5 separate regions of the Homo sapiens genome follow, and all the other regions are linked to region 2. Evidence: chromatin loops called from intact Hi-C (ENCODE). Cell type or tissue: HCT116. All regions are shown on one strand. Region 1 has its middle 76 kb from the start of GLIS3. Region 2 has its middle 28 kb from the start of PUM3. Region 3 overlaps RFX3 (regulatory factor X3). Region 4 has its middle 150 kb from the start of PUM3. Region 5 has its middle 14 kb from the start of LINC01231.

Region 1 (5,000 bases), 1.5 Mb before region 2:
TAAGGCCTTCTCTTCCTGGTTCTTCCCAGAGTCAGGAAAAGCTGGACTGAGAGGGTGAAAGAAAAAAATATAAACAAACAAAAACATGTTTTAAATATTTTGGAGAAACAGTGAATATGTTTTCAGTGTATCTGAAATATTTCTGATAAACATTGAATAATTGCACCTGGGATATACTTATACTAAAAAAGTGTTCATTGTTTATCTGAAACTGAAATGTAACTGGCATTATGTAATTTTATTTTCTAAACCTGGCAACCCAGACTGAGGATTAATTATATATATATATAGTATCTGGCACATAGTAAATGCTCATTAAAATTACTTTCATAATTGAGCTTCTACACACCCTCATAAGTGGTAATAATTAGCATTTGTATATTACTTTACTATCTCCAAAGTCTTCTCATGTTCACGATCATTCTAATCTTTTAATGGTTCTGTGGTATACCCATTTACCAGATGAAGGAGTTAAGCCTCATACACATAAGTTTTACTGGCTGCAGAGTAATCCATGGTATGCTTTACAATCTTATAGACATGTATTTTTGAATATTTAATATTGGTTGCTATTATAAATATTATTAAATGAACTTCTAAGAGCATGTTTTTTACAACTACGTTAAAAACTTCTTAGGTTAGAGATCACGACTGTTTTTTCCTCCATTGCCCAACTAAAAGTAATACTCAGTAAATATTGCCTAAACAAGTGCAACTTTCAGATTATTGCTAGCTTTGTCTAATAATGAAAAAATAATATTAATAGCATCTTATACTATATAACAATAATATTATTAGTGTCTTGTAATAATGTAAAACCAGCCATATTCTAGATGGCCTACATTTCATAATAGAATCTTCACACTACTTTGCGAAATAAGATAGCATTATTACCCTGTATTAGGGTTCTCCGGAGGGACAGAACTAGCAGGATATATGTATATATGAAAGGGAACTGGCTCACAGGATCACAAGGTGAAATCCCACGATAGGCCGTCTGTAAGCTGAGGAAGAAAGAAGCCAGTAGTGGCTCAGTCCAAAGCAGGGAAGGCTGTGGCCAAAGGCCTGAGAGCCCCCAGCAAACAACTGGTGTAACTCCAAGATTCCAAAAGCCAAAGAACCTGGAGTCTGATGTCCTAGGGTGGGAGGAATGGAAGGAAGCATCCAGCATGGGAGAAAGATGAAAGCCAGGAGACTCAGCAAGCCAGCTTATCCCACCTTCTTCCTCCTGCTTTGTTCCAGATGCGCTGGCAGCCAGTTGGATGGTGGCCACCCACATCGAGGATGGGTCTTCCTCTACCAGTCCTCTGACTCAAATGTCAGTCTCCTCTGGCAACACCCTCACAGACACACCCAGAAACAATGCTTTACCAGCTATCTAGGCATCCTTCAATCAATTTGACACCTAATATTAACCGTCACAAACCCTGTGTTACAGATCAGGACTTTGAGGCACAAAGGGGTCAGGGAATTTTCTGCCAAGTTATTGGGCTAGTAAGTGGTGGGGCTGGGAGGCAATCTCAGGTGGTCTGGCTCAGAGCCTGCATCCTTTGCCATTGCACTAATCAGCCTCCAGCAGTGGAATCAGTGGCTCAAAGAACACGCGCATTTGCAAGCATCCTGATGCATATTGCAAAGTCACCTTCTGCAAAGACTGTGCCTGTATACTCTCCCACCAGAACACAGGAGTATCTCAGTGTAGCCTTTTCAGCATTGAGTATTCTCATTAAAACTTTTTTCTCATATTTGATAGGTTAAAAATAGTATCTAATAGTTTTTGTTATATTTATTTGATTACAATAGGTTGAGCTTTCTTTTTTGTCAGGGTGAAAAAGTTATATTTCTTCTTTTATAAGATGTATATTTACATTAGTACCCACTGGCATATTAGGACGGAACCAACTACCTACATGACTTCTATTTTCGTGACTTGCTAATGACTTACAAAAGTCAGGTTTGCTTGTCTTTTAGCTTTGTGTTTGGACACTTGGCTTATAAAGTTTAAACATAAATAGAAATATGTCAGTCTTTCCTTTGTGGTTTCTTCTGTTGCTCTTGTGTTTAGAAAGAGAGCATATAGATTCTACTTTTTAAACTGAATAATGTCTTCCATTGTTTTTTCAAAGGCTCTCCCCAGGAAAAACAATCTTCAGCCTCTGAAATCTCTCCTTGGATACTCCTAATGCTTTAAATTCTTGACACCTGAAAAGATGAATTAGTTTTTCTTTCGTAAGTTTTCCCCACCAACCTGTTTCCTTCCTAACATCTTCCCCTGAAAGGAACCATTTGTCTCTGCTTCAGGGACAATCTCTCCACCAGAGTCATGCCTGAGAACTTTGAAGGAGCGCACACCAAACCCCACCCCAACTTTTTTTCAATCCAGATTGCTAACCCAACTGTTCTGAACGATCATAAGGCTTTATATTTTGTCTGGTGTTTCAGCAGAATTCAGCATATGTCTCATATGTGACCTCAGCATTCCTGTGAAGCTCACAGCTCAGGGACTCACTTTCTTTTACAGATGAACAAAGACTGAGAAGTTAAGTGAGCCAATGAAACGTGTAGCTGGCACTAGAAACTGGTTATTCTAATGCCTGCTCTTGTGATCTTTGTACTATTCCAAAGTTTCTTAGGAATGACTTACTATCACGACAGGAGAGCTAAAGACTCACACAACCATGTTTTCTGTCAAGTACTAGTGTTTTAGAAGGTTCTAAAACTTTCCCACTCGCACTGACTGTTATTGGTTGGCAACAGGAAATACTCTTAACATTTGTTTTATGTGCACATATTTTAAAAAGCCACTAGACAATGATGAGCATGTTTTATGACTGTAGAAGCAAACATTCCATAAGGAGGGACGTGTAGTTCTACTTAGTTGTTACTTTTTACATCCTTACACATTATAAAGCCATGTGTCTGTGGATTATCTTTTGTTAGCCACAAGATGGTACCATTGCACAACCTAGAGAGAGCATCAGTCAGCTGAAAACATCTTCAGAAAGATTAATCTTCAATGTAGCACAAACACAGAAGAAACCTTACATTTATATTATAAAACAGTCGCAAATTGTTTTCATCCTTCATTAAAGGTATAAAGGAAACTTGTATATACTATAATTTGATATATCCCTTTTCTCTCTGTACCCACACTCTCAACCTGAAAAAAGCCAAAGTTCTGTTTGTTCCACGAGAACTTTGTGATCTCCTTTACTTCTACTGAAGGAGATATTTGTCATTCTGATGTTGGGAGTTCATTAGACTTGATTGTAACTCCCCTTCCCTTCAAACCTCTTTTGAACGAGGCTGATTATAGGAGGTCAGCACTCCTGAAAGAATTCCAAATTCATTTTTGCAAAGTGGGAAATGACTAAGAACAGTGGGTTCTGTCAGGATAAGATAGGATTTGCATTTAAGATCAAGCAGAGAGCAATCAAAGCATCATTTTATAATAATAGTGAAAAGTTAGAAACAACACAAATGTCCAACAGTAGGGGGGTTGAAATAATCATCTAGCGGCAAACTGTTGCAAATTGTAAATAGCAAGCTGCAGAATAATATTTCACCACATAGAAAAATGCTCGAGATGAGTTGTCAGGTGGAAAAAAATGGATGGCAAAATAGTATATTCAATTGTGTGCACATATGTGCATGTGTGTTGATGGCAGATGCGTGCAATAAATAAGTGACGGTGGTTCTCTCCGAGTGTAGCTAATTGACTTTCTTGGACGTTTGAGTCTTGTATACATTTTTTATTATAAGCCTGCTTTATGTATGTGATCATTCATCTAGAAGATGAGAGGGCTTTGCTGCCAACTTAGGTCTCATTCTCTTCCTCCTGGTGGAGAAGACAAGATGCCCTGATTGACAGCCTTGTCGGAACCACACAGAGGAGGAAGGGGGAATAGTTCCCCAAGAAAGGGATGTGAGAGAGACAGCCGCCATGTGTGAGCTTTGCCTGGACAGGCTTAAGGGCATCTTAAGGGCTTCAGGCTGAGCCTGTGTGAGGGGCTCTTTTAGAGACTGGCCAATAATTAGTTGGAAATCCTATCCATATTAGACCCAATATTGGTTCTTTTGAAATATGCTATAAGGTGGAAGTTTCAAGATAGCAAGGAGCCCGGAGAACAGTCAAAAGTATCCACAGCAGCCCTTTCCATCTTTTTCCTTTGCAGGGATAGATAAAGCAGGGAGTAAGATATAGAGGATTTAGCCCATAACAGCCATTGCTTCAGAGAAGGGGAGTTGTTCTAATTCATTTTGTAACTTCTCTTGGAGGAGAAATACCTGATGGTGCTGGCATCCAATTAGAAGGCAGTATCACTGAAGCAGTTTCAACAAGCAGGTCCTTCTCTGCCCTTCAGTAGCAAAATTAAATAGAGGAATACAGGTGGACAGATTTCGTGTATCCGCCAAAAGCATCACCATTACCTATTCCATTCGTTGCAAGATGTGAAATGTAACTGTTAAAAAGGTGCCCATGTATGAAGTAAATTGTTCAATAGTCACAGTTTGAAAATTACATTTTCGGCCAGGCGCGGTGGCTCACACCTGTAATCCCAGCACTGTGGGAGGCCGAGGCAGGCAGATCACGAGGTCAGGAATTTGAGACCAGCCTAGCCAACATGGTAAAACCCCGTCTCTACTAAAAATACAAAAATTAACTGGGCGTGGTTGTGCGCATCTGTAATCCCAGCTACTCGGGAGACTGAGGCAGGAGAATTGCTTGAACCCAGGAGGTGGAGGTTGCATGAGCCGAGATCGTGCCATTGCACTACAGCCTGGGCGACAAGAGCAAGACTCCGTCTCAAAAAAAAAAAAAAAGAAAAGAAAATTATGTTTTCCCCTAGATAACAAAAACTCATTAATTTCTAAGTGTTAGGAAGTATTTTTTTAGCTCCCAAAAGGATAACTTGGCCAGGGAGTTTGCATCGTATTTAAATATTTCAAATTGATTATTGGTGTAAATTGAGTGGTCCCAGAAATACGTGCAGCTTCAA
Region 2 (5,000 bases):
TTTATAGCATAGGTAATACATAGCTTTGTATTAAAATATAGCAACTGCAGCTAAACCAAAAGAAAATAAGCAGTATATTTTAGGCTTTTCTGCCCAGTATCTTTGAGGGCCACAATCTTGGGGAGAGTTGCCTGAAGTTTGTCTGCACTGATACCCCAATTTGTTGCTTCTTTCCTTTTTTCCCTGAAAAAAAAAAATGCTTACTGGTTCCCTGTCTGGTCTGCCCCTTCTTCCAGCGGTTTGGGAATAAACATTTTCCTAGCTGTTGGTGACTCAGTAATGGACTTGACTGATGGTAACTGCCTTTCCTGGAGAGTCGGTATTCATAGTTGTCTCTTATCTCAAAGGCAACAATGTATCCATGTAAATTGTGAAAGAATCTGGCTTGATTAATGTGGTGGCAATGAATGCCAAGAACAATCATAATCCGTCACATCTGCTGATTCTAAATCGCCAATCTTGAATAAATATTTTGCTTTTGGTGCTTTCCCTGAAGAGTCTTAAGAGACTGACTTGCACACATCTTCATGTGTCTTCCTCCACCCTCACTGCATTTGCCTATTAGGTTTCCTTGCATGCAGTAGGTACTCATTACATGTTTTCTGACTGAAAGTTCTCTTTCTTAGAGGATTGTGAGGCTCCACTTTTGAACTGGCTGATTCATTCAGCTTTATCTTGCATGAACTAATCCAGTATGAAGCCATGTCCTGATGAGAAAGAGAGAGCTGAATAGTTGAAGACAGTTCTTCCCTTTGAGAGTAAATTTGTGGGAATGTGTGAGGGTTCATGGCATGGCTAAAATGTGATGAATCTGATCGTGTGTGGGGTGTATGTGTGTGTGTGTGTGTGCACGTGGGCACGCATGGGCATTATATTTTCCAGAACTACGGGACATTCCCAGTATATGTCCATTCTACCAGAAGAAAGCACTTGGGGTTCTTTCTTCTCTGACAGTTCTTGTCTCAAGACTCCCCATCCTCCAGAATTCTTATCTATTTTATGACAGTTAATGCCCAAATGCCTCAAGATAAAATTGATCTCAGTCTTAGAGAAAAGCAGACTCATGCCAACCTGGGTGGGATACAAGTGGGAAATGATCTTTCTGGAATGAAGATCGGGGGGAATAAGGAAATGAAACAAGGGCAGGAAAGTAGCCAGGGAAATTAATACTGGCTTAGCACTTCTGGAACATGGTTGAGGGACTCTCTCTGGAAAGTTCTAATAGTGTTAAGCCTGCAGTCAGCCCAAACCCCATCTTGGCCCAGAGATGAGGTGAGAAGCAGGGATGGAGGCAAGAGAGGAAGATGAGTGCAAAGAGAAACTGAATTAGAGGAAGAAAAGAAGAGAGGGGAATTCTAAGTGGAAATCAATCGATGGAAACAGTAAAGATTTATCAATAGCCCTTTTCCTAGGTGGCTGTAAAGAGTGCCTACCTATCTACCCACCCACCCATCTATTCATCTATCCTGCCTTTTTCCAAAAGGATTTGAGCTCGTTCCATAAAGTGTATGTAATAATATAGTATAAACTATAATTAGGCAAAATTACACAGAAACACAAGGATGGGGACAAAATGAAGCCAGGAATGGGGCTGGCCACACACGCTTACTATGGCTGGATCGTGTGCCTGTCTAAGGAACTGCCTGTGACAGTGAGAAACAGTGATACACATAACTAGAGTGAGAATCTTGCTGAACCTGTGTTCTGGCCTGTGGCATGTGTCTTCCTCTCCAGATCTGCCTCTATGATTATGTCTTGCTTAGACTCAGCCACACCCAGTTGGGCTTTGTGGGTGGCATATGCAATGGGTAGCACTGGGGGGAAGTCGGGCTAAATGGGTGTGTTTGTGAGTATCATATACGTTAAAACGCAAATACAAAAATTGCTTCACTTGCATAAGGCAAATTAACAGAAAGAACCTGTCCAACTATAGAATAAAACCTTGTCAGAGGTTATAAAACAGCAACATTAATTTTTTTCAAAACTCAAAATATAGCAGATTTTAAAACCTTTTTTTTTTTTTTAGATTAAAAAAATCCACGATTGAAAAGTGTGTTGACAGAGGCTGTGAGGTTCTTTTCTTATCTGACATCTCCCTCTACCGACAGTACCTTCTCTCACTTTTGCCTTGCAACACGGCAGGGAAGTCCTTTGAAAGTGACATGCCTGTGAAATGCCTTTGAGTTCTGGTTCACAGATTGGAGAAGGACCAGGTTTTGTGGGGGAAGATCATAGGTTCCTTTTGGGTCTTGGGGAATTGGAGCCTTCTGAGTTCAATCAGCAATAGGATTCATGTGTCTGGAGCTCAGAAGAGAGACCTCAGAAGAAGATAGAAGTGAGAGAGTGGCCAGTAGGAGCAGATGAAAGAAAAGAGGAGGAGGAGGAGGTTGCCCTGACCTTGAGAGTCTCTCGTACATAAAGGCCAGCTAGATGGGGAGGAGCAAAACAACATAAATTCAGTCTTTCGTTCCAGCGAATGCCTTTGTAAAACATTTCCTACTAAGGGCCATCCATCTTTGACTTATACAATTGCAGTGTTGGAAAACTCCCTCTTTCATTGCTGTTTGACAGTTCTTATTGTTAGAAGTTTATTACTTCTGATGAGCTGGAAGAATCTGGTTCGCCACCATTTCCGTCCCTTTTTGTCATTCTGCTGTTCAGTGTGATAAAGATAGAATCTGTCATCTCACACATTTACCCAACAAATGCTTCCCCATGAAAATCCCATGAGACAAATATGGGTAAATGTTTAAACTGCCCAGTTCAAGGTCTTTTCCCTACCCTCTCCCACCCCATTATAAGCCCTTGAGAGCAAAGACTGTGTCTTATTCCCCTCCCCGCCAGCCTCCAGTCTATCAGACATTTCAGGGAGTATTTCTATGTAATAAGTGCTTCTTGAGCATAATCTATTTAGACATTGCATCAATTGAATGAGTAACAAACTATTATCATCCCCATTTACAGATAAGAAAACAGGTTTAGAGAGATATATAACTTGTACAGTACCTTATAGCAACTGTGTGGTAGAGCTTGGCTTGGACACCATGTCTCTCTGATATTGAGGTTTAGGGTAGTTAAATCAACGTGGTCTTTCCCCTTTTGCCAACTAGACGCCATGAGGCACAGAAAAAGCTCACAATAGCGTTCACCGGATTGAATTAATTTGTGATAATACCTACTTGGAAATTGGTAAAGTGGGTTCAAGAGCATATAGGTGAAACAGGTAAGATTGTCTCTAGACCCAAGCTTCTCCTCCACTGAAGTGACTGATTTCCTTATCTCAGCATTAGCTCCCATAAAGCAGCCCCCATCCCAGCTTGCTCCACCAGCCTCAGTCAGTTCTGACTAGAACGCTTATGTGACTCCTTCTACGGCCCAGTTTCCCTCCAGCCCTCATACCAAGCCCTCCATCCATCCAGGATTTCTATTGCCCTGACAGTTTGGTCAGTACTTTCAGCTCCCATTATTCTAGATTCCCTCAGAGGGCAACGGATTCCTGCTGGTTATATTTTGGATGTAATGGGCTTGGGCTCCCCACTAACAAGCTCTGTAACCTTGAGTAAGTTACCTACTTCCTTTGAGCCTTGAGTTTATTGTCTTTAAAATAATGGGCCAGGCCTGTAATCCCAGCACTTTGGGAGGCTGAGGTGGGAGGATCACTTGAGGCCAGGAGTTTAAGAGGCCAGCCTGAGCAACATAGTGAAACCCCATCTCTACAAAAAATTTTAAAACAAAAATATTAGCCAGGCATACTGTTGTGTGCCTTGTAGTCCCAGCTACTCAGGAGGCTGAGGTGAGAGGAAGTTACAGGAGATCAAAGCTGCAGTGAGCTATGATCATGCCATGGCACTTCAGCCTGGGTGACAGAGTGAGACGCTGTCTCTATTTAAAACATAAACAAAATAAAATAGTAATGAGAACTATTACTTGTTGGCATGCTGTGACTTTAACTGAAAATGTAAGTTAAATGTGTAGTAGAGTGCTTGCCCCACTGCCTATCTACTCTATGAGTCTGTAGATGGAAATTGAAAACTTTGTGATTGCTCTTTCAACTTGGAGAAGATGAATAATGAGAGGAAATAGAGACAGCAAAGAAAGAGAGAAGTTACAGGAGTAAGAAAGCAGATAAAATGCAGTATCGTGGAAGCCACAGAGAGAGTACGACCCTTAGTTCTTGTTTCCAATTGGATGGTCAAGAATTTCTGTCTTGCATTTGGCAAAGAGATAGAAGGGATTTTCAAGGCTTATTTCTATAGAGACATGGGGATAGAGACAGATGGCAGAGAAATAAAGACAGCAAGGTCTCAGGAAAGGAAGGCAGTTATTGATGACTATGGGTAAATTTTGGCAGGAAAAGAAAGTAGACGAGAGGGCAGCAATCCCAGAGCAATGGGTTTATGACAAGTAGATAATGGATAAATGCTCACAGAGTCAATGGCTGAGGGAGTAACTGAGTGAGTGAGCAAAGATGCTTGGAGTTTCATGAAATGGTTTTGATAACATTGGTGATGTTGTTGGGTCTGTGGCATTTCTAAGCCTTTTTAGTATTAGTAGTGGGAGAAACATTGGAAGAACTATACAACATTCTTGGCTCACACAAAAGCACATCCAAGGGCCAAGAACATAAAGTAAAAATCCTTTCACCTGCTACCATCTGTTGCTCTCTAAACTGCCAAACTTTTCCTCAGTGCCCTCCAATAGTGGAGGCTATTTCCTCAGACCCCAAATAAGGTGTTAAAGATGACCCAAGAAACCTAGTTTTTGATTGGAAGCTGATCATCAAAGATTTGGAGATGTATGATGGACAAGTCTGAGTATATAAATCCATTCAGAAGCATCTCCTGAGATTCTTACACTCAGTTGAAGTTGACTAAAAGCTGGACAAAAACCCATTTGTCTATCTTTTTCCCTTAGCCCATTCCCTGGATCCAGACCTCCACTCCCTCAGTGCTGTAGGGTAGGCAGAAAGAGTATAAGTTCTCCAGAGATGGGATGGTGAG
Region 3 (5,000 bases), 570 kb before region 2:
GACTTAGAGGCAGAAATACCATTTGACTCAGCAACCCCACTACTGGGTATATAGCCAAGGGAATATAAATCATTCTATTATAAAGATACACGCATGTGTATATTTATTGCAGCACTATTCACAATAGCAAAGCCATGGAATCAACCCAAATGCCCATCAATGATAGACTGGATAAAGAAAATGTGGTGCATATACACCATGTAATATTATGCAGCCATAAAAAGGAATGAGATCATGTCCTTTACAGGGACATGAATGGAGTTGGAAGCCGTTATCCTCAGCAAACTAACACAGGAACAGAAAACCAAACACCACATCTTTTCCCTTGTAAGTGGGAGCTGAATGATGAGAACGCATGGACACATGGAGGGGAACAACATTCACTGGGGCCTGTTGGAGAGGGTTGGTGGTAGGAGGCAGGGCATCAGGAAGAATAGCTAATGGATGCTGGGCTTAATATCTAGGTGATGGGATGATCTGTGCACCAAACCATCATGACACACATTTACCTATGTAACAAACCTGCACATCCTGCACATATACCGCTGAACTTAAAAGTTGAAGAAAATAAAATGTTAGCCATTCTAATGGATGTGTAGTGGTTTCTTTCTGTGGTATTAATTTGTACCTTCTTAATGATTAATGATGTTGAGTATCTTTTTTTGTGCTTATTTGTCACTTTATATCTTCTTGAGTGACTGTCCAAATCTTTTGCTCACTTTTAATCAGGTTGTTTATTATTGAGTTTTGAGAGTTCTTTACATTTATGGATGTAAGACGTTTATTGGATATATGTTTGCAGAGCCTAGCCTGCTTTTTTTCTTCATTCCTGTACAGTGTCTTTCAAAGAGCAGAAAATTTTAATTTTGATTAAGTCTAATTTATTAATTTTATCTTTTATGGATTGTGCTATTAGCATTATAACTAATAAATTTTGCCAAAATAAATGCCAAAAATATGTTTATGTCTTCTTCCAGAAGCTTTATGTTTTACACTTAGGTCTATAATCCATTTTTATAATAAACTTTTTACTTTGGAATAATTTTAGATTGGCAGAGAAGTTGCAGAGGTAGTACAGAGGTTCCCATATACCCCCATTCCTTTTCTCCTTTTGTGAACGTTTTAAATAAGCATGATATATTTGTTACAACTAGGCAACCAGGGGGTATATTACTATTGGCTATACTTCAGACTTTATTTGGATTTCATCAGTTTTTCCACTAATATCTGTTTCTGTTCCAGGATTCTACATTTTGTTTAGTTTTTGTGTCTCCTTAGCTCTGATCCTTGATGGCTTTTCTGTCTTCCCTTATTTTTTTATGACCTTGACAGTTTTGAGCAGTACTGGCCAGATACTTTTTGGAGTATCCTTCAATTTTGTTTTTTTGATGTCCTTTTCTTGATTACACAGGGGTTCTGATTTTTTTTTGGGAGAGGTGCCTTTCTCATCACATCATATGGTATCAATATACGCTTATCATTGATGTTGCTTAACCTTGATTACCTAAGGTAATATTAGCCAGGTTACTCTATGGTAAAGTCATTTATTTATTTATTTATTTTTGAGATTGAGTCTTGCTCTTGTTGCCCAGGCTGGAGTGCAATGGTGTGATCTCAGCTCATTGCAACCTCTGTCTCCCGGGTTCAAGCGTTTCTCCTGCCTCAGCCTCCCAAGTAGCTGGGATTACAGGTGCGTGCCACCACGCCTGGCTAATTTTTGTATTTTTAATAGAGACAGGGTTTCACCATGTTGACCAGGCTGGTCTCGAACTCCTGACCTCAGGTGATCTGCCCGCCTGGACCACCCAAAGTGCTGGGATTACAGGTGTGAGCCACCATGCCCGGCTGGTAAAGTTCATTCTTTTCACTCTTTCTATATTCTGTTTTTTGGAAGCAAGTCACTAATTATAGCCTATGCCCAAGGAGGGGAGGGTTTTATAGAGTTTTATAGAGGGTTTTATGTCCTATCTCCTAGAGGTGTGGGTATTTACATAAGTTCTTTGAAATTCTTCTATAAAAATATTTATCTCTTCTCTCCCATTTATTTCTCCAATCATTTATCAGTATGGCCTCATTTTATACTTCACATTACATTCAAATACTACGTTATTTTGTTACTCGTTCCAGCTTTGGCCATTGAGAGCTCTTTTAGGTTGGCTCCTGTGTCTCCTTAACTTGTTACCCTCCACCTTTTTTGTTGAGCACATTTTATTTTTTGATACTACAAGATGCCCGAGTCTTTTATTTTCTATGCCCCAGCGCCAGAATCATCCGTTTCTCAAAGGAGTCTTGGTTCTTGTTTTTAGAGCTTATTATATAGAAATTAAGACCTGGACACTGGATATGCTGGTTGTTGCCACAGGGTGTCACTGTGTCTAGGTTTGCTTGGCAGACAGAACCAGGAAACATATGTAAATGTGCTAACCCATGGATCTCTCTCTCTCTCTCTCTCTCTCAATTCTGTAGCTGTCCATTTGTATATATATTAAACTAAATATGCGTTCATACTGGTGTCTCTGACTCTAATCTCATACCATGTAATTCATTTTAGTGCGGTTTATTATCATTAATGTCTCTATCCAACAATGAGAAACATGGCTTCCATCATCCATTTACTTGGTTGTACAAACCCAGTATACATATAAAGCAGCTTCAGAGTTGTTAGCCTATACCCTGCAATTCATTTTTAGTTAATTTTGTGTATGGTGTTAGCTGTGGACCAAAGTTCATTTTTGAAAATATGGATATCCATTTGTTCCAACAATACTTGTTAAACTTCTTTCTTTACTTGGATGCCTTTGCATCTTTCTTGACAATTGGTTATCATTTATATATGGGTCAGTTTTGAAATTCTGTATTCCATTTCATTGGTGTGTTTGTTTGTTTTTACCCCAGTAACATACTGTCTTAGTTATTGCACACTTACAGTAAGTCTTCAAATCAGGTAGTGTTAGCTCTCCTTTTTACTTTTTCTTTATCAAAGGTGTTTTTGCTATTCTAAGTCCTTTGGATTTCCATATGAATTTTAGAGTTAACTTGTCAATTTCTGTGAAAAAGCCTATTGGGATTTGGGATTTGGATTGCATTAGATCTTTAAATGAATTTAGCAAGACTTGACATGTTAACAATATTGGGTCATGTAACCCATGAACAAGTTATACCTCTTTACTTAGCCCTCTAATTTCTTTTAGAAGTATTTTTGTAGTTTTCAGTGTATAGATCTTGCACATCTTTTGTCAGATTTATTCCTAAGTATTTTGTGTTTGTGGATGCTATTATAAATTTATTTTTTTAATTGCAGCTTTTAGGTTTTAATAACTAGTAAGTAGATGATATACAATGGATTTAAATATTGATTTTGTATCTTGCAACCTTGCTAAACTCACTAGTTCTTGTAGTGATTTTATAGATGCTAACTTTCTGTCTAGATGATCATATTGTCTGAATAGAATTTTATTTCTTTCTTTAAAATCTAGATACTTTTTGTTTGTTTTATTTTGCTGATAGCACTAGCTAGAACGTCCAGCACAGTATTGAATAGAAGTGATGAAAGCAGACATCTCTGTCTTGTTCCCGATCATAGAGAAGAAATACTTAATTTTTCATCTTTAAATATGATGTTAACTACAAGTTGTTAATAGATTTCTTTAATAGATGGAAAAAATTCTTTTATTGCTACTTTTCTGAGAGTTTTTATCAGCAATGGATGTTAGAATTTGTTAAATACTTTTAGGTGCCTATTTAGATGATTGTTAAGTTTTTCTTTTTCAGTTTCTTAGTATGGTAGATTACATTTAAGGTGGTCCGAAACCCTAAACAAACTTTCAGATCCTGAGACTGACTCTACGTAGTTCTGATGTATTATCCTTTATGAATATTAGATTTAACGGTTTAAGATTTTTACATTTATGTACATGAGAAGTATTGGTGTGTGGTTTCCTTTTCTTGTAATATCTCCATGTGTATTAAAGTAATGCTGGTCTCATAGCCTAGGTTGGGAAGTATTCTCTCCTCTGCAGTGTATGGGAAACATGTTAGTATTGTTAGTATTGTTTATTCTTTAAATGTTTGGTAGAAGTCATTTGAGCCGGAGTTTTCCTTGTGGGAAGGTTTTTGAATTACAAATTCAATTTCTTTAATACATATATCACATTATTTGTTTCTTCTTGAGTGAGCTTAGGTAATTTGAGTCTTTCAAGGAATTGATTACTTCTGCTATTAAATTCTCAAACTTATTGGCATAAAGTTGTTAAAATATTCCCATATTATCTATAGATTCTGTAACGATGCCACCTCTCCTTCCTGGAATTGCTAATTTATATCTTTTAATTTCAGATCAGTCTGTCTAGAGGTTTATCAGTTTTGTTGACCATTTCAAAGAATGAGATTTTGTTTTCACTGATTTTTTTCTATTATTCTGTTTTCTATTTCAATGAATTTGACCATGATCCTTACTTTCTCTCTTCTCATTACTTGAGGCTTGATTTACTCTTGTACTGATTTCTCAGGGTGGAAGCAGAGGCTATTAAGTTAAGACCTTTCTTATTTTCTAATATAGATATTTAGTAGTATAAATTTCCCTATAAGTACTGTTTTAGTGGCTTACTACAAATTTTTATTTTTATTTTTTTTAATTTCGTTCAGTTTAAAATACTTTCTAATCCCCGTTTTTGTTTCTTCTTTGACCCTTTGGTTTATTTAGAAGTTTCATACTTATCTCCAAAATATTTGGGGATATTCTAGAGACCTTTCTGTTACTGTTTTCTAATTCAGTTCAATTGTGAGCAGATAACATACTGTTATAGCTTGAATCATTTTAAATTTCAGACTTGTTTTATGGCCAGAATATTATAAATCTTGGTTTCTGTCAGTTTTTGATTCATATATTTTGAGCTCTGTTATTTGGTGCATAATCATTTAAAATTATTATGTCGTCTTGATGAATTGATCACTTTATCATTATGAAATTATTCTCTGTATTCCTAATAATAGTTCTGTTC
Region 4 (5,000 bases), 120 kb before region 2:
TCCAACTTAACAGCCTCCATTTCTTAAATGGCAGTTGTGAGCGTTCTTGTAACAGACCATGGCCACATGAAGATGATGTATTTCCTGGGGAGGATGAGGAAAAGAGAATACTAAAATTTCTAAAAGTATAGACAGCCTGATAGCCAATTTTGGAGTCTGGATGACATTTTAAATTGGTAATGCTCCTAATTACCCAAACCCTAGGAAACTGTATGGAATACAGCCACAGCTCTAGATTAATATAAGTGAGCACTGTGAACCCATTACTAACAGCATGTTATCTTAGAATAATGGCACAGTATCTGTGTCATCACAGTGTGATATTGCAGTTAAAATGCGCACACACACACACACACACACACACCCCTTAATATTTCTTGTTTTTTGGCAAATTTTTCCTGCTATAATTTTTTTAACTTTTCTAAATTTTCCAACAGAACATATTACTTTGTTTCCTTGTCAACCATTGTCTAATTGGTATTGCCGTGTTGAAATGTCAGTTTTATAGAAGATGAATGTCAGCAAGCAATGTATTATAATACAAAACATGAGCATGAAGGCAGACATGTTCAGAGTCAACTCTTAGCCTCCCTATTTATTGCCAGCTGAACTTGAGGTGATTGTTCGATGTCTCCGATTTTCAGGGTTTATTTTTTTTCCTATTACATCGGCATAATAATGTTGTCTATTCATATTGTTATTGTGAGGAGGTAAAGCCAAGGAAAATGTCTTGTTCAAAGCTAGTGCCAAAAGATGCTGAGACTAAAAGGCATCAATGCGACAGAAATACAGTAACTTGAAATTTCAATGATCAGGCTGAGATTCAGGCCTTAGCTCCAGCAGTGCTTGCGGAGGGGGGTTGACCACATACCATCCACCCCTTGCATGCAGGGTTAAGTGTTGGCCTTTTTATGCCAGTAAATGGTGGTTTTCTTGATCTAAGATCCAGGTCTGAACACAGAGAGTGGAAGACAAATTTCGTCACTTCACTACCTTCATCTGCTCCTACCCTCCATAGAAACCTCCCCAGCTTTATGGAGAGGGCCTGGTATAAAAGCGCACCCTTCATTTTTGAATTTTTCAAGACTATCTTCAGTGATTTCTAAACCTAGGTATATCATTCCAAAAGTTATTTGCCACAGTTTTCATTTGTTCATGCTGATAGAATTGGTGGAGCAAGCCCATTTGTGACACTACTTCTCTTGGCCCTAAGCATCCTCAAAGCAATCCATGTTACAAAGAAACTATAATAATAGCAATAATTTGTGAAACACCAATTATGTGCCAAGTGCTTTGCATACTTTCATATTATTTAATCTCTATATCCAATTCTAAGAGTGTTTGTTATTAACCCCATTTAACATGTGAGAAAAACAAGTCTCACAAAGATTCATAACCTTGCCAAGGTAACGCCACTAGAAACATCAAAGCTAGTGTTATTATAATAAGTCTGACCTCAACACCCAAAGCTGGCTTTGTGCCAGTAAGCCAAGCCCTTGTTTGTGTTTTCACACTTTTTTTTTTTTTTTTGTCTTCTTTCCTTTTAGGTGGTTCTAGATGTTGGTTGTGGATCAGGAATCCTGTCATTTTTTGCTGTACAGGCTGGAGCTAGGACAGTTTATGCAGTTGAAGCCAGTTCAGTACAGTAGCACAGTATGCTGAGGTAAGTGGTTGTATTTTTTTTTTTTTTTTTTTTTTTTGAGACGGAGTCTGGCTCTGTCACCCAGGCTGGAGTGCAGTGGCGTGATCTAGGCTCACTGCAAGTTCCACCTCCTGGGTTCATGCCATTCTCCTGCCTCAGCCTCCCGAGTAGCTGGGACTACAGGGGCCCATCACCACGCCCGGCTAATTTTTTGTATTTTTTTTTTTTTTTTTAGTAGAGACAGCGTTTCACTGTGTTAGCCAGGATGGTCGCGATCTCCTGACCTCGTGATCCACCCGCCTCAGCCTCCCAGAGTGCTGGGATTACAGGCGTGAGCCACGGTGCCTGGCCAGTGGTTGTATTTTTAAGGCAATTACCAAGTGGGTCTTTAGTATACCTCAGGGTACCCAGTGATGGAGTCTTCCAGGTAGGTCATTTAGAATAATTTATTTTATTTAACCAGTGATATGGTTTGGCTATGTCTCCACCCCAATCTCATCTTGAATTGTAGTTCCCTTTATTGCCATGTGTTGTAGGAGGGACCCGGTGGGAGATAACTGAATCATGGGAGCAGTTTTCTCCATACTGTTTCATGGTAGTGAATAAGTCTCACAAGAGCTGATGATTTTATAACGGGAAACCCCTTTTGCTTGGCTCTCGTTCTCTCTTGTCTGCCACCATGTAAGACATGCCTTTTGCCTTCCACCATGATTGTGAGGCCTCCCCAGCTACATGGAACTGTGAGTCCATTAAACCTCTTTATCTTTATAAATTATGCAGTCTTAGGTATGTCTTTATCAGCAGTGTGAAAATGGACTAATAAAACCAGTTTCTAATTTTTGCTGTATTGGAATGTTACTGCCAATCAAGCCTGATTTCCCTGTAGTGATTGATATGAAAAAATTAATTTTTTTAATTGTCAGGATACTGAAATTGTAGCAAAACCTTCTCCCTTCCCATCCACTGGGTGGCAGATGGTGCTGGGGCAGAGGAAGGGAGACATGAATGTTTTCTTTAATTATCTGGGTGAGGAGTAATGTTTCACTGCAGCTAGATTTATTTTTTTCTTTTTAAGTGCTGTAATGACAATAGCTACACCATTCACTTTAAATTTTGCTTTTGGTTTAAGGGGCTGTTGCTACATGGTTGTAGTAAGAGGAAGAGACAGGTGTCTGTGTTTCGAGGAGCTTTTTAAGATTTCAGGTTCTGACTGGAGGAGAGGGAGAAGATTTGTTTTAAATGTAGTGCTCTATTATCATTCTGAAATGTGTACAAATATTATAAAATAAATCAAAGTCAAGAGTCAGGTAATAATGGCTTTCAGTAATATTTGGATGTAATAATAACCCAATCAAACTGCAGAAATTGGTTATGTGTGCACCCGTGTGAACAGGGTAATGTGCTTGTCATTCATACCTGGAGGAGGCCTGAATTTTAATGAGGGATAGGATGACAGATAGAGAGAAAAGCTTGGCTGCTGCTTCAGATGAGCATCATGAAACCCTCCTCCAGGCCCGGACAACTGGTACCTCTGAGTGATGGTTGGTTTTGACGTAAGTGAGCAAACAGGAACCAAGAGACAAGTAGACAACTCTGGCATGTTTGGAGGGAAAGATTGTCAGAGCCTAATGGATGGGTAGGTTGTTGTATTCTCTTTTCTGCTTCCAGCAAGTCCTGAAGAAAATATTTTCAGTTATTTGTTTCTTTACTAGTTCTTAAATGTCATTTTTATTAAATATTGACGACACTGCAAACAATATTTGTAAACATATATAGTGTAAAGAATAGCAATACAATGAATGTGTGCCTACTTCCTGTTTTAAGAAATAGACCATTAGCATTTTCTTTAAAGGCCCATGTACCTTGTCCTGATCGCATTACTTTTTTGCCCTGAACAGAGGTAGTCACTACTGTGAATTTTTGTTTATTGTTCTCTTATTCTTTATACTTTTACCACATATATTTCTATTCCTAAAAACATATCACTTATGAACTTTCCATGAATGGGCTCATAATGTATGCATTCTCCTGCAATTTGCTTTTTTTTCACCCAACATCGTGTTCCTGAGGGCCATATTTGTTGATGCATACGGCTGTTGTTTACACATTTTCAGTGCTGTAGAGTGTCTCGTGATATGATATGCCTCAAGTTGTTAGTCCTGTTGGCAGACTTTGGATGGCTTCCATTATAAAAGTATTATTATGAATATTTTTGAACACAGTCTCCACTGCGTCTTTGCTGAAGTTTCTCAGGCATACACAGGAGTGGAATTGTTGGATCCTAGGGTGTGCATACCTTCGACTTTGCTATATAATGCCAAATTGTTTTCCAAAGTGGCTGTGCCAATTTTTATTCCCTCCCGCAGTATATGGGTGCCATCGTTCCATGTCTTTGTTAGCACTTTGATATTGTCAGACTTTGAAATTTTTGCCAATCTAGTGGTTATGACAGGATCTTTGTGGTTTTGTTTTTTCCACTTGCTTATGACTTTGAACATATTTGCAAGTATTTTGGCCATTTGTGCTTTCTCTTCAGTAAAATGCCTATTCAGGCTTTTGACAATTTTTCTTTTGAATTGTTTGTCTAATTCTAATTTATTTGTAGGAACGAATTCTATTTTCTAGATATTAATCCTATGTCAGTTATGTATGTAGCAAATATCTTCTCCCAGTTTGTACCTTACATTTTCACTGTCCTAATGGCCCTAGTAAGCTTTAGATAGAGAGGTCTAAAAAAGAATAGAGAAGAGGAGGATAAAAATATGTAGAGAGAACTTCATAGATAACAACGCCTCTGCTTAGATATTAGTAGATTTTAAAATGAATTTTTAAGGTGAGGGGTTGTTTAGGACTTTGTTTTAGGTGCTGCTTATTCATTTATTCATATCTTTACTCAATTGCACTCTACATTTCTGTTGTTGGGCAATACAGGAGAAACAGTAATAATCAAGGTCTCTTCCTATATTCAAAGAGATTTGATTTTTAATAAGGTATTGATCCTGTTGTATCTTATACAAGAGACCAAAAAATAAAATAAAAGAGTGGCGTAAATAATTTGGGAGTTTTCTTTCCTTCATATAGTTTGTTTTTCATATATTTTAAAGTGGTTGGAGATACTTTAGTTACTTTTAAAACCTTAAACATCTAATATCCTTGGATATGGTACTTTAAGGAAAAAGAGGAAGGAATTAGCTAGAGATATTCTCACCTTTCTGAGCCATAATCCTGTCTCCAGCCATAGCAGGTGCAAGTACACTGTGACTGTGCCTGTGAATAGCCACTGTACTCCAGCGTCAGCAGCATAGCAAATCCCTATCTCTAATAAGCAAATAAATAAATAAAAATAGCTCAAAGACTA
Region 5 (5,000 bases), 300 kb before region 2:
AAGAAAGGAAGCTGGAGCCTCACTAGATTTGTTGCATCTTAGGGGATGATGGATAGTATACTCTATGGATATTGATTTTTTTAAACTAGATATGTTTTCTGGCTTTAAGTAATCATCTAAACATATTTCACAAGCCTTGATATTTACAGTCTTGGGTTTAGAATTTATATTTTAAAAGACATAGAGATAGACTCTGTACCACCTTGAGAGAACACTTATGTCTTGGATCTTAGGTGTCAGAAAAATAAAAGATAAATGAAAATCCATTAATTGGAATGGAGAAGAGGAAAGTGAATCTGAATCGTACGCATTTTTAGCCTAACCAAGTCCGGCTAATGGCATTGCAGATTCCATGTTGTTTGTAAATACTGTATTGCAAACTGATGTGAGATGCTTTGTTGCACTTGGAAAAAGATGGAGGCATAGTTCAAAAACTGGTCTAAGACATTAGGAGGAAAGAGCAGAGCTGAGATGCAAACCCAGCTGTTGTCCAGAGGCTGAGCTTTCATAATGCTTCTCTGTGCTCAGAAAACAGTTCCATGGAATTGTTTCATGTAAATTCCTGTGGACAAAGCCAATTTTTTCCTTGCAAGGGCATTCACTTCTGATTTCATATTTTTTTCTTTCTCAGAGAAGTAAGTTTTCTTATTTTGTTTCCACAGATAGCAAATCCTTCAGTATATGAATTCCGTTTCTTAGATGTCAAGGCTAGCAGATCAAAAAAGCGGAGAACGTGTCAACTACAGGCAATGAACATTAAGTTTTTAATCTATAGAATATAGATATAGAGACTGTAGTTCACAGAGGTGGAATACATTGGCAGACTCCCTTAGCTAGTTCATAAAGAGCCAGGGCTGGTGCTTAGTCCTTCCAATGGTCAGCTCTACTCTCTCTCCACCAGTCTCCATAGATGATATTTAGAATCCATTCTCTTAAGCAATTTAATATGGTTTTTATCTCTTGACTCCCAGGAATAGTTGTGATTTTTCTTTTCCATTTACAGGAACTCTTTGGCGCTCTGCCCCCCACCATAGAGCATTTGATTCTTTGAAGTTCCAGTTAGAATGATAATATGTTCTCTAGGTTGAAATATTTTAGTAGTATGGCCTGGTTTCTTTGTGCCTCCCCAGATTCTGATGTGGCTCTTCCCTTTCAGATTTTTCAGGTTTGGGATTGTGTCTTTATAATTTCTGCATTCCTAGGAAGATATACAGTAGGACTTGGTTCTAGTGAATATAGTTATACAGCTTCCAGGGCAGAAAGTATACTTTTATTCTTGGAAAATATGGACCAATAATTTTTATCACATTTTCTCAGCCATTATGACAGTGAGCCAATTTGTCTACAATCTTTGTTATAAGCCAGTCAAATTCTTCTTTGCTTTTGTTAGTTAATCTTGTCCCTCTTAGAGCAAATTATTCCTATAACCTGTGCCTGAACTTTAAAATAATAATGTGATGAATCAAGGGAAGCAGTTGAGTTAATTCGCAATGTCTACTTCAATGAAGCATTGGTTTGTGTTTTGGAAATAATCTCCAGGTCCTTCCACTCTTTTGCCCCTTGACTCTTACTTCAATGTATTGCTATGGTTTTTGCTGATTCATGTGGGGCAAAACATATTTGCAATTTGTAGGTAACACCCATCTCTCAAAAAGGTCATGTGATTTCTAATAAATCAAGTTCCTTAGAAAGCCAGAGAAGACACTTTTCTTCATGGGGCTCAGATCCCAAACAGTAACTTATTGTTTGATGTAGAACAGTAGGCTTTAAAATACCTTTCCAAAGCAGCATTTTCTATTGGCAAGTAGGAGGATTATGACATTTGATGGTCATTTTTATAATTTTTGATTATTATTCACTCATTTACAATTATTTGTTGAGCACCTTTCAGTGCCTGCACCATTATATTACCTAACCAGTAATAAAAAATAATCAGTTATTTTATATGATTTTTACTCTTGATGATTTGACCTAAGAGACACAGAGACCGATGTCAGTACTTAGCGGACCTAAGAGTACCTAACCTTGTGAAAAGGTACATTCTTGCCCCTTCACTGCTTGACTTGGTCCTGGTTGCTCCTGGTTGTCTTTATGGAGACCACTATCTCTAACACTCATGGAATGAAATTTCTTTTAAAGATACCAATAACACAATATTAATAGAGTGAGACAAGAGACAACACAAAGGAACTGAGGCATGAGGTAGAGTAGTGAAGTCTAGAAGGAACCATGAAGCCATGGTTATCTTTTCATAAAAGCCTTTAGAGAGTAACTACCAAATATATTTTCTACTCTGAGTAAGTCTTTCATTGGACACCTGTGTGCTATGTAGCTGCTCCTCAACATTCTGCTTCCCTTTTTTCTCTCACACTTTTCACCTTCAGCTGGTTAACTGCTGGGGTTGCAGGCATCTTTTTGGAATGACCCTCAAATATATGTCAGTCTTCTGTGGTTCTAGAATACCCAGCTTTCCTGTGTCAATCAGATATAATGGTATGCACCAACCACTTACTAGATAAAATCATGTTTTGAGGTAAGTATTATGACCAGGGTAGAAAACTAGAGCTCTCACAGCTGAGTGTCATTAGAAATGTTTTATGTGGTGGCATATTATTAAACACTTTAATTTGATGGGTAACCAAGGTAATAGTGATGATGTAAATCTTAATCTCCCAACATATCCTTCCCCAACACCTAAATAACAATGAGAAGAACTAAAATTCATGCTCTCAGCATAACAAGAAGACAAATAATGTCTTCAACTAAACTTCAAAAGACCTGCAGCTACACAAATGAACACCAGATCTCTATGAGTTATCTCTTGTCCTCCTCCCAAAGTCCTTGTGAAGTGCCAGGGCAGTCTGTGAAAAACTGATTGGAATGGAGAAGGAAGACTTAGCAGCAGGCCTGATATTGATCTAAAAGCATCACCATAAAAAGAGAAAAAAAAGTGATCTGCTGGATCAGGAAACTGACAACCAGGAGGAAGGTAAAATTGTACACAGCGTGTCAAGAGGAAGTCTTGGAAAGGTAACATTTGAGGAGAACAATTTAAAAAAGACAGGCATTCTTTCAAAGCTACATGCTGAATCGAAATAAAAAGAGAGCACATTTGCAATCTTAGAAGCCAAAAGAAAAAAGGCAAAGGACAAGTCACCTTACCCTACAGCCCTGTTTAAAACAACAGCAACAACAACAACAACAAAAACCCTCTCAACCATATTTTACTGCCCTGACATAAGAGAGAATTCTTCAACTAGAAATCTCTGAAACCTATTCAAACCTAAACCACCAGCCCTGTACACAGAAATGCAGAGGCACAAGCAGTCTTCAATGGTCTATCACCACCATAAAAATACAGAAGAAAATGAGAATCAAATTAATCCAGATGACAAAAATTTTATCCACTAAATGCAACTAAATGAAATATCCTCAAATAAGCATTTTTGGATATGAAATATAATACAAACCACTTTGAAACAGAAATGAAAACATCAACAACAGAAATGAATGCAAAATAAGTAGAACTAAAATAAAAGTTGATTTTAGGAAAACGTAGAAGTCTAAGTTACACAAAAAAATGAAGACTGATTTAGAAAGTCTCTAAGGAATAAAAGATTCAAATGAAAATTTAAGGAGAACATTGAAGAAAATGAGGAAAACAACCAAGATAACAAAAAACAAAAAGAAATCTAAAAAATGAATAAAATTTTAAAATAAAAAAATCTCAAAAGACTAAGAAAGTATTTGAAATAAAATGTAGCAAAAATAATCCAATTAGATCTCTGGAAAGAGATATATAAAACAATGGAACAAATTCATATTTAAAACGATAATTAAAAAACCTTATTTCTGTAAATGAAAGATCAGAATCTACATATTGAAAGAGCTCAGGGAATATTCACCCATAATTACTAACTCTGAGACCTATCTGAGTAAAACTATTGGAATTGATAAAGATTACAAACAATCCTCAGAGCTACAAGGTGAAAAGATGAAATATCTTACAAAGAAAAAAGAACTAGGCTGGCTTTGGATATTCAAAAACATAATGTTTGTTGTTAAAAGAAGATAAATAGTGCATCAACAGTAGAGCAGCACTGGTGTGTGTGTGTGTGTGTGTGTGTGTGTGTGTGTGTGTGTTTGTGTGTTTTAGATATGCAAGAGTGCAGGAATTTGTATCCAGGAACCTTTCTTGAGAATCAACTAGAATCCCATTAAGGCATGAGTAGATGATGTTCATTAAAGGACTGATGATGAGGATTTAATATACTTAAATGCATATGCAACACTAAATCAAGTGGAGATGAGGATAGAAGAATATATATGTTAAAGTAGTGACTAGAGGCAAATTCAGAGCCCTAAACACTTTTATTTAAAAAACTGAAACAACGAAAATTAACAAATTAAATTCCCAACTGAAAAACCTAGAAAATGTCAAGATGTAAAGCAAAGAAAAAAATGAGAAAAATAAATAAAAGTAGATATAATTAATAACTTAAAGCCTGGCTGCGTTTTGAAAAAAATAGCAAAATATAAAAACTGCTAACTAACCTAATGAAGAATAAAAGGGAGAAAGGACAAATATTCAAAATAAGAATTGGCAAGGGGAAATATCATTGAAACAGAAGAATTATAAAAAACTAATTAGAGACTCATTTGCCAACATGTATGCAAATAAATGTTGAATTGAAATGCTGAAACCTATATGAATTGAACAATTTCCTAAAGAAATTTACTCTATTTAAAGAGACAAATTCACTCTATTTAAAGAGACCAATTTACATCAAAGAAATAAAGTTATAAGGTGGCTATTTCACAAGAAAGCACCAGGCTCAGATAGTTTCACAGGGGAATTCTACCAAATATTCAAAGACCAGATAGTTTGAGGGCTCTATAGCTTATTCCAGAGTATTAAAATTATTTTTGAGAACGAAGTATGCAAATGACAATGTAATTAGAAAATTATTACCAATATCGTGTATGAATATTGATGTAAA

What was found. Peaks named below come from ENCODE experiments on the same cell type or tissue, not always from the same donor. Only the 100,000 strongest peaks of a DNase experiment are listed, where the experiment ranks them.
Region 1: it touches region 2 in a loop (7-fold over the local background); 15 of 110 quality-filtered maps call a loop at or near these places.
Region 3: it touches region 2 in a loop (5-fold over the local background); 13 of 110 quality-filtered maps call a loop at or near these places.
Region 4: a loop joins it to region 2, with 2.8 times the contacts of the local background. A loop is called at or near these places in 4 of 110 quality-filtered maps.
Region 5: it touches region 2 in a loop (4-fold over the local background); 9 of 110 quality-filtered maps call a loop at or near these places.

The regions. Positions count from the first base shown.
Region 1 is chr9:4,373,495-4,378,494 of GRCh38, reverse strand. It overlaps a transcript of GLIS3 not described here. Among named protein-coding and RNA genes, the nearest start is that of GLIS3, 76 kb to the right of the region's middle. In HCT116, a CTCF peak has its summit at 2,943 (motif pointing right); a DNase peak (open chromatin) is centred at 2,954.
Region 2 is chr9:2,869,877-2,874,876 of GRCh38, reverse strand. No RefSeq gene overlaps it. Among named protein-coding and RNA genes, the nearest start is that of PUM3, 28 kb to the right of the region's middle. In HCT116, no CTCF peak of the experiment used is centred here; a DNase peak (open chromatin) is centred at 2,116; H3K27me3 peaks cover 4,285 bases.
Region 3 is chr9:3,438,765-3,443,764 of GRCh38, reverse strand. All of the region lies in intron 1 of RFX3 (regulatory factor X3), which reads left to right. Among named protein-coding and RNA genes, the nearest start is that of RFX3, 85 kb to the left of the region's middle. In HCT116, a CTCF peak has its summit at 2,365 (motif pointing right); a DNase peak (open chromatin) is centred at 2,384.
Region 4 is chr9:2,989,103-2,994,102 of GRCh38, reverse strand. It overlaps the pseudogene CARM1P1. Among named protein-coding and RNA genes, the nearest start is that of PUM3, 150 kb to the right of the region's middle. In HCT116, a CTCF peak has its summit at 2,616 (motif pointing right); no DNase peak of the experiment used is centred here; H3K27me3 peaks cover 11 bases.
Region 5 is chr9:3,165,535-3,170,534 of GRCh38, reverse strand. No RefSeq gene overlaps it. Among named protein-coding and RNA genes, the nearest start is that of LINC01231, 14 kb to the left of the region's middle. In HCT116, no CTCF peak of the experiment used is centred here; no DNase peak of the experiment used is centred here; H3K27me3 peaks cover 3,925 bases.